3 separate regions of the Homo sapiens genome follow, and all the other regions are linked to region 1. Evidence: chromatin loops called from intact Hi-C (ENCODE). Cell type or tissue: ascending aorta. All regions are shown on one strand. Region 1 overlaps RAB31 (RAB31, member RAS oncogene family). Region 2 overlaps RAB31 (RAB31, member RAS oncogene family). Region 3 overlaps PPP4R1-AS1 (PPP4R1 antisense RNA 1).

Region 1 (5,000 bases):
GGATTGTCTTGGCTATACGGGCTCTTTTTTTGTTCCATATGAAATTCAAAGTAATTTTTTCTAATTCTGTGAAGAAAGTCATTGGTAGCTTGATGGGGATAGCATTGAATCTATAAATTACTTTGGGCAGTATGACCATTTTCACGATATTGATTCTTCCTATCCATGAGCATGGAATGTTCTTCCATTTGTATGTGTCCTCTCTTATTTCGTTGAGTGGTGGTTTGTAGTTCTCTTTGAAGAGGTCCTTCACATCCCTTGTAAGTTGTATTTCTAGGCATTTTATTCTCTTTGCAGCAATTGTGAATGGGAGTTCATTCATGATTTGGCTCTCTATTATTGGTGTATAAAAATGCTTGTGATTTTTGCACATTGATTTTGTATCCTGAGACTTTGCTGAAGTTGCTTATCAGCTTAAGGAGATTTTTGAGCTGAGACAATGGGGTTTTCTAAATATGCAATCATGTCATCTGCAAACAGAGACAATTTGACTTCTTCTTTTCCTATTTGAATACCCTTTTTTTCTTTCTCTTGCCTGGTTGCCCTGGCTAGAATTTCCAATACTATGCTGAATAGGAGTGGTGAGAGAGGGCATCCTTGTGCCGGTTTTCAAAGGGAATGCTTCCAGCTTTTGCCCATTCAGTGTGATACTGGCTGTGGGTTTGTCATAAGTAGCTCTTATTATTTTGAGATACATTCCATCAATACCTAGTTTATTGAGAGTTTTTAGCATGAAGTCGTGTTGAATTTTATCAAAGGCCTTTTCTGCATCTATTGAGATAATCATGTCATGTAGTTTTTGTGATTGGTTTTGTTTATGTGATGGATTACGATTATTGATTTGCATATGTTGAACCAGCCTTGCGTCCCGGGGATAAAGCCAACTTGATTGTGGTGGATAAGCTTTTTGACATGCTGCTGGATTCAGTTTGCCAGTATTTTATTGAGGATTTTTGCGTTGGTGTTCATCAGGGATATGGGCCTGAAATTTTCTTTTTTTGTTGTGTCTCTGCCAGGTTTTGGTATCAGGATGATGCTGGCCTCATAAAATGAGTTAGGGAGGAGTCCCTCTTTTCTATTGTTTGGAATAGTTTCAAAAGGAATGTTAGCAGCTCCTCCTTGTAGTGGGAGGTATCATTCTTAATCTGGAGGGATAGGAAGCTTGAAGGCCGTTGCAGGAGTCCAGGAATGAATCAAGTGTTAGTGCTTGGTTTTCACAGATTGGTGGTGCCTAGCGTTTTGTGTGGCAGCAGCCAAAACTTTGTGGTTCCTGATTTCATAATTATAGATTTACATGTGATTAATAAGTGTGACAATTCAAACAGCAGGGGTTGTCATTTCAGAATAAGTGGTTGTTCTCAGAGAGGAATCTCATATGAGGGATCCATTTCCCAGGAAGTAGATGGAACCAATTGCTGGGCATGAGTACGTCTCTGATATCGACTATACAAATGATTATACAATGAAACACTATCTGGCCCACAGGTAGGGTTTTACTGTACTTTATTTCAGGTTCTGGAGTCAGAATCGGGTTTATTCTAATGTCTCCCCGGCAGTCAATAATTTGAGCCCCTTTCATTACTGTTAAGGCTGCAGCGGCTATCTTCAGAGCCTGTCAGGCTATGAGTAACTTGAGCTATGCAACGTGAAACCAGAAAGCACTAGTAAAGTACTTGTGAGTTCTAGAAATTTGACTTTTTTTTTTTTTTTTTTTGAGAAATTTAGGCCAGTGTGGTGACTCAAGCCTATAACCCCAGCACTTTGGGAGGCTGAGGCCGGAGGATCATTTGAGCCTGGGAGTTTGCGTTAGCCTGCCCCACATAGCAAGACCTTGTCTCTGCAAAAAAACCCCTAACATTTAAAAATAGCAGGGTGTGGCGGTGCACACCTGTAGTCTCGGCTACTGGAGAGGCTGAAGCGAGAGGATCACTTGAGCTCAGGAGTTCGAGGCTGCAGTGAGCTATGATTGCACCACTGCATTCCAGCCTGGGTGACAGAGCAAGACCCTCTCTCTTAAAAAAATAAAGGAAAAATGTACACTTAGCAGGGAAGTTGATTTAACCTAGTGAGAGCCTTAAGAGGTTTTGACTAGGACTCAAAAGAGTTTGGTTCTGACTCTACCAACCAGCTATGTGACCTTGAGGAAGTCACACTGTTTCCTCTTTACCAAAACGAGGGGACTGGACAAGACGGCCTGTGGTATTCTCAGAATCTTACGAAATGGAATAATATATACATAGATGGGTTTCCGTCAGTGTGGCCCTAAAGACAGGCCTCTCTGATCCTGTCTCTCTCTTCCAAGGCTCCTTCTTCACCCAGTAGGCTTCATTCTCTTTTCTGAGTCCTACCTCTGTGTCTTCACATGCGACAGCCACTATTACCCTGGCACTTTCCTTGTGTGTGTGTCACAGCCCTAGCGAGTTTCCTGCGGGGAAGGGCATTCCCAGCGCGGAGTGACTCCTTAGCCTGGCTCCTGGCCTGTCCTCAGCAAACCGCGGGTAGGGTGTGCCCCTGGTGGCCAGCCGAGGAACAGCAGTCGCCCCTGGAGGTCGGGAACTGCATCCACTTGAGCGGTCCCAAGCCACGGGTCAGAGAGGATTCGATGGTGGTGTTCTTTGCAGAAATGTTTCCCTTTCTGAGACAAACTAAAACTTTGTCTATCCTTTCGTCCTGTTATTTCTTTCCTATCAAGTGTGTAAGAATGTACATTTGACAGTGCATTCTAAAAGAGGTGAGAGTTAAAATGTTTCAAAATAAAGAGACAGTGACTTTGTTGTTTGAAAAATCAGTGCTTATATCTAAATTTGAGCAGACTTGCTGCTGTAACTCTTCAGACAAGTTGGCGTTGACGCTTGAGCCCTTTGTAGAGGATGATGAGTAAAGCTGAACATTGAGCATTGTCAAGTGACTTCTTCCCTTTTCCGCCTTCAAGGGCGTTTTGGGGCTGGCCTTGCAGGATTGATTTGTTGGCTGCTTTGAGACTTGTGTCCATTGTTTTGAGCACATCCCTTGGGAGAGTAAATGATAGATTCCAAAGGGGTGCTTTTCAGACCAGCGCCCCCACCGAGAAGATGCACCCTCAGCCCTGTGCCCCAGGGGCACGTGAGGGAACTGAGCAAGCACCTGCAGCCTAAGGAGGAAGGCCCCGGGGCACACAGAAACCAGGCGAGGTTTGTCACTGGGTGATAGGGTAAGCCTGGGTATCAAGGAATGAAAAAAAGGAGCAAATCGAGGAGTTGTCTCCTGAGCTCAGAGGGGCCACAGGTGGGGCAGCCCCATCACCACTGTGTGCTGGTCCTCCTGCCGTGTGCCTGGCCCTGCTTAAGAACTCCTGGAGGCCAGGGAGGGTGGAATGGTATCTCCCCGCCAATGGGGTCTAGCCTGCTGTTGGCATGGGAAAGGGAGGGTTTGGGGAATGCCTGTTGGGCGAGTGAAGAATGAGTGAATGAACGATTGAATGGAATAGCCCTGAGAAGGAGAATTCCTAAACTGTGATGGAGAAAGGTAGAAATGAGCGTGGTCGGTGTTGGGGAGAGGTCCCCACCCTGCCTCCTTGGCAGTTTGTAGGAATCAGCTGGCCTCATGAAAGTGTGCTGCCTGCTGTAAGGGGCAATTTCCTAATCTTCAAGGGCAGGGCAGGGCAGGCTGTCACAGTTCCTCAGTGTCCAGTTTCTTGGGGGCTACGTGGGCTACAGTCTGGCAAGGATTTGCTCCTCCACAGGGGGTCTTAAGAACAACTGAGATGAAAAGAGTTGTGGTTTGGGGGACTGCGAGGGAACATGAGCCAGAATCCATACTTGAGGTGCAGCTCAGAAATAGCAGCGGCATCAATTGGCATCTCAGGAGCTGATGTTTTGATTCTGCCGTCACCTCTTTGAACTCTGTGCATCGATTTGCACGATGCAGATAAACAGCAGCTTTGGTGCTGTGTTTGTTAGGGCTCAGGGTCAGTGCAGGCTGCTCTCCTTGGGAGGCGAGACCTTCTGGAGAGGGGTTTTCTGATGAGTATTAAAAGCCAAGTCCCCTGTTGCCCCAGGTTTGCTGGAATTGTCCCCCAAACACAGGGCTGAGAAGGAGTAAAAATAATTCAGATTGCCAACTGGTATTTCAAATCCCACTTCATATTTCAGTGTCTGAAGAAAACCACATTTCTCTGAATTTCAACATTTCATCCTTGATCTTTTGGCTTTCAAATTTATACCTTTAATGTAAGAGAACTGAATCAGCTATTTTTTCATTCTCTCGATAAATCACTTGTTCCCGTTTTGTGTATAGTTTTCAGAACGCCTCCACGATCCTTCCAGTAGGAACATGTTGGCAACGGCGATCGGTGTTGATAAAGCCTTGGGTCCTGTGTCCTCTGCCCTTCCTGCCTGTCTCAGAACAGCAGCCATTAACAATTGAGGGCAGATGCTTTTTTCTACTTTCTTCTACTTTTGGGGCAACTTCCTGACTTTATTTTCTAACTCCTCCATGAAATTTTAATTTCTGCCATCATATTTTTAATATATATATTTTTTGAGACAGAATCTCACTCTGTCACCCAGGCTGAGTGCAGTGGCACAATCATAGCTCACTGCACCCTTGAATTCCCGGGCTCAAGCCATCTTCCTGCCTCAGCCTCCCAAGTAGCTGGGACTACAGGCCCATGTCGCCACACCCGGCTAATTTTTACATTTTTTTGTAGAGTCAGGGGTCTTGCTATGTTGCCCAGGCTGGCCTTGAACTCCTGGCCTCAAGTGTTCATCCTGCTTTGGCCTCCCAAAGTGCTAGGATTACTGGTGTGAGCCACTACACCTAGCCATATTTTAAATTTCTAAGAGGTTGGTTGTATTCTCAACGATCTTTTAAAATAACATCCTGCTGTTTTGTGTGTGTGTGTGTGTGGAGGGGAGCATATAAATGTCAGGTATTTCTTAGTGAGTGATTATATTGAAAAAGTTAAAAATGTAAGTTGAAAGCTCTGTTTGTATTGGGGCTTGTCAACTGCTGCACACATG
Region 2 (5,000 bases), 53 kb after region 1:
AAGAGTTCTTAGACTTATCATTAAAAGCACGATTCATATAAGGAAATACTGATAAATTAGACACCCTTAAAATTTAAAAACTTAAAAATATTTGCTCTGTGAAATATTGAGGTGTGAAGAGGATGAAAGACAAGCTACAGACTAGGAGGAAATATTTGCAAACTATATATCTATAAGGGACTAGTATGTAGACTATATAAAGAACTCACAAAATTTACATGAAAAAATTTGAAAATGGCAAAAGACATAAACAGACATTTCACCTGAGAGAATAGGAAGATGGTGAGGAAGGATATAAGGCGACGTTCAATATCATCATCAAACCTATCAGAATGGCTAAAATAAAAATCAGCGACAACACCTAATGCTGGTGAGGATATGGAAAAACTGAGTCATCCATACGTTGCCGGTGTGAATGCAAAATGGCACAGCCACTCTGGAAAACAGTTTGGCAGTTTCTTATAAAACTAAACGTGCAGTTACCATATGGCCTGGCAATCACATTCACGGGCATTTATCCTGGAGAAATGAAAACTTATGTTCACACAAAACCTGCACATGAATATTCATAGACACGTTATTTGTAATAGTCCTAAACTGGGATCAGCCCAGATGTCCTTCAGTTACGAATGGCTAAACAAACTGTGGTGCATCCATACCATGGACTACTACTCAGCACTAAAAGGAGGCAAACTGCTGATACACACAGCTCGAAATGCATCTTCAGGGGAATTGTGCCGAGTGAATGAAGCCAGTCCCAAAGGTTTCACATTGCATGGTTCCATTTATATAACATTTTAGAAATAGAGGATAGATTACTGATTGCCAGGGCCTATCATAAGGGGAAGTAGGGGTGGGGGACGGGGAGGAAAGTGGGCATGGGTTTGAAAGAGCAACATAAGGGACCCTGTGGTGTCGGCACTGCTTGGTATCTTCTCTGTGGTGGTGGACACAGGAACCTACACAGGTGGTAAAATTGTATACAGCTTAACTCACATACATAAGTGCATACAAGTAAAACTGGAGAAATCTGAATAAGATAGAATGCATCAATGACAATGTCCTCTTTGTGATATTATACCATAGTTTTTCAAGATGTGACCATTTAGGGAAACTGGGCGAAGTGTATGAGAAATCGCTTGGTACTGTTTCTTACAACTGCATGTAAACGAATCTACGGTTATCTCAGTAAAAAATCTGATTAACAAAAAGTTGATTTAGATAAAAATAATAAATATTGGAACAGTCAGGTGAGGGTATGTGTGATACATATGCATTATATATATTATATACACATGGCAAAAATTACAAAGGGGGATGTATTTGACAAAAATTTTGTAAACACACTGGGCCAAATGATTAAATTAACCATCTCCAGCACACCTAAGGTACAAAAGATAAACAGGGTAACTGTATTAAAAATTCCCATTTAGGAAAGAGGGAAGGGGAAGACTGCTGCCTGGGTCTCTGCCCAGAATGTCTGTCTCCTGTGAGACAGGAATAGTCGGTAAGTGATAGGGCCTGGGAACCTAGTGGGCACCGGCTTGTTGACACGTTTCTATGGTGGGGGAATCGGTTCTTGGTCAGCAATCTGGCTGCTCCAGATTCTGCCTGCTGATATAACTTTTCTGGGGAGTTAGCCAAACCTCTAAACCCCAGACCTTATTCAGAGCTTGACCTTCTTTTACTCTAATCCCAAAGTACTTTGCTCTCCTGTAATTCCCAGAAAACTGTATTTGATTTTTAACTGAGGGTTGTAGCAGGACAGTATGTAGATATGTGTGTGTAGATATGTGTGGATGTAGATGTGTTTGTATGTGTGTGTGTATGTGTGTGTGTAGATGTATGTGTGTATGAGTGTGTGTGTAGATGTGTATGTAGATGTGTGTGTATGTGTGTGTAGATGTGTATGTGTGTGTAGATGTATGTGTGTATAAATGTGTGTGTAGATGTGTGTATAGGTGTGTGTGTGTAGATGTGTATGTGTGTGTGTAGATGTATGTGTATATGAGTGTGTGTAGATGTGTGTGTATGAGTGTGTGTGTAGATGTGTGTGTGTAGGTGTGTGTGTGTTGGTGGAACTGATCTCATCCAACACACTTTGGTTGTGTAAGCTTGTCAATTCTTGGAAGGAGCTCTGCCTGGCCTATTTTGAGAATTTGCTGGATGGAAATGGAATTCGCCCTCCAACCTTGGCTCAGCCCACTTAAGGCATTTGAGTGCAGAAGTACTTGGCAGAGATGCCTGTTCAGTGTGTTTCATCTTCTTGCATGTTCCAGAAGATGGTATAAAGGTCCGCCCCACTCCCAGAGTGGAAGGCATTCAGAGGCATCCGGTCAGGTACACTCAGGATTTTTAGCTTGGATTTTTTTCTAGGTTCCTGATCTTGGTGAGAGATTTTCCTATCTTGAACAACCCTAAACAAAATCTCCCCTGCTCAAATTATTGTGAAACTGAAGTAATGTATGGTCCCTCTGAATTTGAGGCATGAAAGCAAAGTGGAATGTGAGAAGACTGTCCTGGACTTGCACAGAGTAGGTGCTCAGGGGTGTAACCCCCCGTCCTTCCTGCCGCTCTTCTCCCTCCCCATGAATGTTCTGGTCACAGCTCCCAGGGGTGGAGAGTGTGCAGTTCCTGGTGGGGCAGGCCATTCTGTTCTCTCCACCATCTGCTGATGCTGGAGTTAGGCTTGCACAGTTGGGGACATTTAAGGGATTGTCAGAGTTGCAAGAAAATAAGAACCTCAAATGGATTGAATCCACAGGATCTGGGGTACCAGCTGACTTGCCTGGTCAAGATGGCAGGAGAACCTAGTCTGTGTGCGAGCTGGGGCTGGCAGCAAGTTTCTGAACAAGTAGCACATGGCATGGGGCTAATTCAAGGTCTGTGCTATTCTAGGACAGCAGATTGGCCTAGGGTCTAAATAGAAAAGAAAGCTTTGTCTCAGAAAGTCTGGAGAGCCCTACAGGACGCTGCATGTCCTTTTCCTGGGTCTGGTGGGAAAAACAGGGCAGTTGAGTCTTGCAAAGAAAAAAAGAGAAATAGGTTGTAACCTTGCCTCAGTGGTTTTAAAAGTTTCATGAATTCAAGAAACCATAGTGCACTTGTTAAAAATTCCAGTTCTAGGAACCAGGTCCAGAGATTTTGATTCAATAGGAAGAGGCAGGCAAGGGTATGTGCATTTTAAAAAGTGATCCTTTTACAAGTGGTCCAAGGGTCATTCTCGGAAAAGCATTGCTTTCGTCAGTAGGAGTTTATGGTAGAGAAGAATGAGGAAGTCCCAGAATCTATCCTGGCATCTGTACAGGTCTCTAACTGCAGGCTGCACTGTCTGGGCTTCTCTCTTGCCCTTCAGGCTTCCTGGAGAATGAAAACAATGACTCATCATCTTTCAGGATTCAAAAGTGTCACCCATTATCCTAAGCAAATTAATCCAGGAACAGAAAATCAAATACTGCATGTTCTTACTTATAAGGGGAAGTAAGCATTGGGCACTCACGGACATAAAGATGGAAACAGACACTGGGAGCTTCAGAGGCAGGAAGGAGTGGGGGACAGTTGCAAAACTTCCTCTTGTGCTCAGTACGTGGGTGACAGAATCAATTGTACCCCAAACCTCAGTGTCACCCCGCATACCCATGTAACAAACCTGCACACGTACCCCTCTGAATCTAAAATAAAAGTTGAAATTATTGGCTGGTCAGGGTGGCTCACACCTGTAATCCCAACATGTTGGGAGGCTGAGGTGGGCAGCTTACCTGAGGTTGGGAGTTCAAGACCAGCCTGGCCAACATGATGAAACCCCCCTCTACTAAAAATACAAAAATTAGCCAGGTGTGGTGGCACACGCCTGTAATCCCAGCTACTTGGGAGGCTGACACATGAGAATTGCTTGAACCCAGGAGGCAGAGGTTGCAGTGAGCTGAGATCGCACCACTGCATTCCAGCCTGGGTGACAGAGCGAGACATTGTCTCAAAATACAAACAAACAAACAAACAAAAAAGTTGAAATTATTTAAAAAAACACACACACAAAACACAAAAGTGACACCATTGGCCCTTCATCTTTAATCTCTTCCAAAGCATTTCCAGGGCCTCTCTGCCCCCTTTCACACCCCACATTCATAATCACCAGGAGAAGAGATGTGATTGGGTTCAAATTAATATGAGGCTACCCTATTTAGCTTGGATCTTTTTCTAGGTTCCTGATCTTGGTGAAAGATTTTCCTATTTTGAACAACCCTAAACAAATTCTTCCTCTGCTCAAATTATTGTGAAACTGAAGTAATGTATGATCCCTCTTCTGGATGGTTCGACTCCCTTATATCCAGCCTGTGCTTGGTTGCCTTTGGCTTGGGTAAGGGGTTAAGGGTACCTGGCTTTGGGACCTCTGTGAGAGGACCTGCAGGTATTTCAGGAACCATTTGCTTTAGGGCCATGTGGCCAGGATCCTCCGCGAAGGAGGGAAGGTCAGAGGAAGAAGAGCATATCCTATCCCACCCTGGCCCTTAAGCAAGAATCACTCCCTCACACTTCCTCTGACAAGCATGGGCAGCCTTGACCTATAGCTGCCATAATAAGTCATTCCTTGGGAGAAATTACTCCAACCCCATACATTCCGCATAGCAGGTTCTAGTTCTACATTTCTTCTGCTTGATCTTGTTTTCCTGATTTTGAATTCTTGGCTCTACACAAATCCCCTTTGACTCTTCCCAATTTGAAACTCTTTCAGGCTTTCCTGGTCATTTTTGGACATTGGCCTTCATTTCATGGCTTCTAATGGAACTGCTTTTCAAGCTCAGGGGTCTCCTGTTGGCATTTCCTTGAAATTCCACCTCTCACTGGTGTATTTAGGGCCACGAATGAATCAGAAGGATGAGGGAGGGATCAGGAAGTGCCGATGGGAGAAGACCCCTCAGACCTAGTTTATTTTATCTTACAAGTGGTAGCAGTGGGAAGTTACCCAACAACAGTGACGATGGGGGCTGGGTTGGGAAGTG
Region 3 (5,000 bases), 150 kb before region 1:
GTGCCTGGCCACAGTGACAATTTTTCTTAGCAGCCAATGAGCCTTGGAAATTAATGTGTCTGGCTTTTCAACCACAAACAAACATAAAAAAAAAATGGCGAAAACATCGCTAATAAACAAAACCCACCTGATGTTGCTTGCCACTATCATGTTTGTTAATTTTTGTATCGGTGATTGAACCATTCACTTTTTTCTTCAGAATTATCATTCCTGAAACTGAAAGTATATAAGGACAGCCCTATTATTTATTGTTTTAAATGATGAAAAGAGAAACAGTCTGAAAAATGGAGAAATACTTACATGATTAAAAATGATTTTTAAACAAATATTTATTTGCTTTTTTAAAATGAAATTTGCGTGTCATCTTTGCACAGGGGCCATGCTAATCTTCTCTGTATCAGTCTAATTTTAGTGCATGTGCTGCTGAAACGAGCACGTTAAACAAATTTTTACCATTCATTTCATTCATCTTTTTTGAAGCCAGATTGACAAAATGTCCCTCATAAACTCATTTTCAAATAAGAAGAACAATTTTTAGGCCATGTGTGGTGGCTCACGCCTGTAATCCCAGCACTTTGGGTGGCTGAGGTGGGCAGATCACCTGGCGTTGGGAGTTCGAGACCAGCCTGGCTAACATGACGAAACCCTGTCTCTACTAAAAATACAAAAAATTAGCTGGGCATGGTGGCACATGCCTGTAATCCCAGCTACTAGGGAGGCTGAGGCAGGAGAATCACTTGAACCGGGGAGGCAGAGGTTGCAGTGAGCCAAGATCATGCCACTGCACTCCAGTCCGGGACACAGAGTGAGAGTCTGTCTCAAAAAAAAAAAGGAACAATTTAAAAAAACTAATTGCCAGTCTCTTACCTAAAGCCTCCTATACATTTCTATACATTGTATAAAGGTAAGGACAGACGCAGTGGCTCACGCCTGTAATCCCACCACTTTGGGAGGCTGAGGCAGGCAGATCACAAGGTCAGGGGATCGAGACTATCCTGGCTAACAGTGAAACCCAGTCTCTACTAAAAATACAAAAAAATTAGCCAGGCATGGTGGCGGGCACCTGTAGTCCCAGCTACTCGGGAGGCTGAGCCAGGAGAATGGCGTGAACCCAGGAGGCAGAGCTTGCAGTGAGCCAAGATCGCGCCACTGCACTCCAGCCTGGGTGACAGAGCGAGACTGTCTCAAAAAAAAAAAAAAATTGTATATTTGTGAAATTTTACTTGTCCTCCTCTCTATGCTTCTTCTATCTCCCTTTAAAGCTCCCTGTCAAGGTGACATTCTGAATGTGAAGCCTTAGCCTTTCCTAGAGCTTTCATAGTTTTTCAAAGATACTTGATCTCTTTACTCACATCAGCTAAAGAGACATTTTCTCACACTGTGCTTAAGAAAGAAGAGAGAAAGAAAGAAGGGGAGGGAGGGAGGGAAGGAGGGAGGGAAAGAAAGGAAAAGAAAAGAAAAGAGAAGAAAAGAAAAGAAAAAAGAGAAGAAAAATACCTACAGAACTGAGCTCTATACAGAGTTACCCTGATTCAGGCTGTTCTTTCTACATTTACAGGAGCTGAACACTGCCCCGAGAATGCAACAGAACTTCAGCTCTGTCCCAAGGTCGTCAGCCACAGCTCCAAGTTTCTTAGCATCAGCTTTTTCTGAACAAAATAGTGCATCCTGCTGGAATCACTACTGTAAACTGAGTATAAAGGAAAATAAACCCTCTTTTTCTTATCCACTATGTTCCCTACTCCCGTGCTTTTCCCAGTGCTCCAGGTTAGTAGAGGCAAAAGAATTCCCCACTGATGAGGTACTACATCCTACACAATTTGTTCCACACATTTTAATTTCATTAAGAGAAAACAAAGATGTTTAAACAGTGAGCACTAAATGGATTAGAGTGGCAGTAGTAAATTTCCTTTGTGCCTTTCTCTTAGAATTTAGAAAGCTTTAGTTGCAATCCCATTCAAAGCAATATGGGAGAGGCTTCCACAATGCCTGGCACAGAGTACGTGTGGAGGAAATGCTTATCATTTTAGATGCTTATTATTTTAAATGTTTAAATGTTTATTATTCTGAATCTGAATGGATGAGTCAAGTTGAACCAGGAAATAAACCATAGCAAACCACATATTCAAACCCAGATAAGTTCAGTGGTTAACTGCCCTGACTCTAAGCTCCCTTCACACTAAGGCTGCTCTATGGTAATATGATTCAGAAGAAATTACTTCCATTCTCATTTCACTTCTCTGTAACTGTTTGTAACAAATTGCTTGTGTCTCTGGTCCTTGGTTCCTTCCTTTGGTGGGAAAAATATTAGCACAATGACACAATATAATTCCCAGACTAGATAGCTAATACATTTTCTAACTTTTTATTTAGAAACAATTACAGATTTACATGAAGTTTCAAATGATGTGCCAGGATGTCCTATGTCACTTTCACATCAGTTCCCCCAATGGTAATATTACCGTATATATGAAACATTTTTCAGAGCGTGTGCCAGGCATCATGTTAAGCGCTTTTTCTTTTTTTTTCTTTTTTTCTTTTTTTTTTTTTTTTCTGAGATGGAATCTCGCTCCATCACCCAGGCTGGAGTGCAGTTGCACAATCTCAGCTTGCTGCAATCTCAGCTTGCTGCAACCTCCGCCTCCCGGGTACAAGCGATTCTCCTGTCTCAGCCTCCTGAGTAGCTGGGACTACAGGCGCCCACCACCATACTCAGCTAATTTTTGTATATATATATATATATTTTTTTTTTTTTTTTGTACAGACGGGGTTTCACCATGTTGGCCAGGCTGGTCTCAAACTCCTGACCTCAAGTGATCCACCTGCCTCGGCCCCCCAAAGTGGTGGGATTACAGGTGTGAGCCACCGCGTCCAGCCTGTTAAGCACTTTTATGTGCTTTCTGATTATTTAAAACAGCCCTGTGAAGTAGAAATTGATATTACCATTTTAAAAATAAAGGAAATCGAAGCTCAGAAAGGTTGGGTATTTTGACAAAGATCAAAAAGCAAATGACCTGGCACAGTGGCTCACACCTGTAATCCCAGCACTTTGGGAGGCCGAGGTGGGTGGATCATTTGAGGCCAGGGGTTCGAGACCAGCCTGGCCAACATGGTGAAACCCTGTCTCTACTAAAAATACAAAAGTTAGCTGGGTGTGGTGGCACATGCCTGTAATCCCAGCTACTCGGGAGGCTGAGGCATTAGAATCTCTTGAACCCAGGAGGTGGAGTTTGCAGTGAGCCGAGATCACACCACTGCACTCTGGCCTGGGTGACAGAGTGAGACTGTCTCAAAAAAAAAAAAAAAAAAGAAAAGAAAGAAAGCAAGCAAGCAAGCAAATAGGGGAATTAGTATTCAAACACTGGAATCCTGATTCTAAATAATGGCAATAGCGTTTGCGTATCCTCACATTCATAGCTTTTCTGTCAAAATGGTCCTTCGTCAACTTCTTTCGCATTAAGAGAACTTCTAGTCTTTCAACATGTATGGTCTTGGTATAATCTCTAATTCCATCTAAGTTATCACTGTTCCCTGAGGATTTTGTCATTGAAACATTTTAGGAGTCACCTCTTCACTCCGTTTCTCACTCAATATCCTGACCAAGATATTAACCACTTCAAAACCATACTAATAACTTTTTAACTAGCCTGTTTCAATTATTCTGGCCAAGTATACAAAAATTATCTTTCTCATATAATATTTTGTTCATCACAATTCTGTGAAATTCCCAAGCAAGTGCCTTAACAGTGTCCTCTCACCAGCTGCCCTTGGCTTGAATGGCTGCAGTTTGCCACCATTTCATTATTCGGACAAATCATCCAGGTAGACAATCTTGAACTCAGGTGCCAACTCACTTCTCCCTCAAACGATGTTCTTGGTTTTTTAGGAGGTTTTGTTGTTGCTGCTGCTTGTAGGTATGTGGCAGGTGTTGGGAGGGGTGGAATTCTACATATTTTTTTTTTTTTGAGATGCGGTCTCACTTTGTTGCCCAGGCTAGTCTTGAACTGCTGGGTTCAAGCAATCCTCCCACTTTGGCCTCCCAAAGAGCTGGGATTACAGGTGTGAACCACCATGGCCGGCCGGAATTCTACATCTTTGTAACATTTATTCTTTTCTGAATTTTCCAATTACAAAAATACATGTTTTTGGAGTGCCCAGAAAAGTATAAAGAAAAAACTAAAATCTCCAAAAATTTAGAGATAATACCCCCAAACAGTTTATGTTTACCTATTTTTTAAAGCTTTCAAAGTCCTATATTTAAAAAAGTTTAGCCTAGGCCGGGCGCGGTGGCTCACGCCTGTAATCCCAGCACTTTGGGAGGCTGAGGTGGGCGGATCACGAGGTCAGGAGATTGAAACCACCCTGGCTAACATGGTGAAACCCCGTCTCTACTAAAAATGCAAAAAATTAGCCGGGCGTGATGGCGGGCGCCTGTAGTCCCAGCTACTCGGGAGGCTGAGGCAGGAGAATGGCATTAATCTGGGAGGCGAAGCTTGCAGTGAGCCAAGATCGCGCCACTGCACTCCAGCCTGGGCGACAGTGGGAGACTCCGTCTTGGGGGGAAAAAAGAAAAAAAAGTTTAGCCGGGCGTGGTGGCTCATGCCTGTAATCCCAGCACTTTGGGAGGCTGAGGAGGGTGGATCACCTAAGGTCAGGAGCTTGAGACCATCCTGACCAACATGGTGAAACCCTGTCTCTACTAAATAATAATAAAAAATTAGCCAGGTGTGGTGGCACATGCCTGTAATCTCAGCTACTTGGGAGGCTGAGGCAGGAGAATCTCTTGAACCTGGGAGGCAGAGGTTGCAGTGAGCCGAGATTGTGCCATTGCACTCCAGCCTGGGCAAAAAGAGCAAAACTCCGTTTAAAACAACAACAACAACAAAAAAAAACAAAAAACCCCAAAACTTTAAATAGCTTTATTGAGATATAAATTATAGACTATAAAATTTACCCATTTAGCTGGGCGAGGTGGCCAATGCCTGTAATCCCAACACTTT

Evidence for each region. Peaks named below come from ENCODE experiments on the same cell type or tissue, not always from the same donor. Only the 100,000 strongest peaks of a DNase experiment are listed, where the experiment ranks them.
Region 2: it touches region 1 in a loop (4-fold over the local background); 5 of 110 quality-filtered maps call a loop at or near these places.
Region 3: it touches region 1 in a loop (5-fold over the local background); 27 of 110 quality-filtered maps call a loop at or near these places.

What each region holds. Positions count from the first base shown.
Region 1 is chr18:9,769,158-9,774,157 of GRCh38, forward strand. The region is part of intron 1 of RAB31 (RAB31, member RAS oncogene family); the gene reads left to right. Among named protein-coding and RNA genes, the nearest start is that of RAB31, 63 kb to the left of the region's middle. RefSeq lists an enhancer at 2,208-2,257. In ascending aorta, a CTCF peak has its summit at 2,522; a DNase peak (open chromatin) is centred at 2,474; H3K27ac peaks cover 522 bases.
Region 2 is chr18:9,822,401-9,827,400 of GRCh38, forward strand. All of the region lies in intron 5 of RAB31 (RAB31, member RAS oncogene family), which reads left to right. Among named protein-coding and RNA genes, the nearest start is that of TXNDC2, 61 kb to the right of the region's middle. In ascending aorta, no CTCF peak of the experiment used is centred here; a DNase peak (open chromatin) is centred at 2,211; H3K27ac peaks cover 3,068 bases.
Region 3 is chr18:9,617,637-9,622,636 of GRCh38, forward strand. PPP4R1-AS1 (PPP4R1 antisense RNA 1) reads left to right here. Exons shown (of 3, transcript NR_110773.1): 3 at 1,559-1,727. It also overlaps the pseudogene RNU6-903P. Among named protein-coding and RNA genes, the nearest start is that of PPP4R1-AS1, 5.3 kb to the left of the region's middle. In ascending aorta, no CTCF peak of the experiment used is centred here; a DNase peak (open chromatin) is centred at 2,625; H3K4me3 peaks cover 696 bases; H3K27ac peaks cover 802 bases.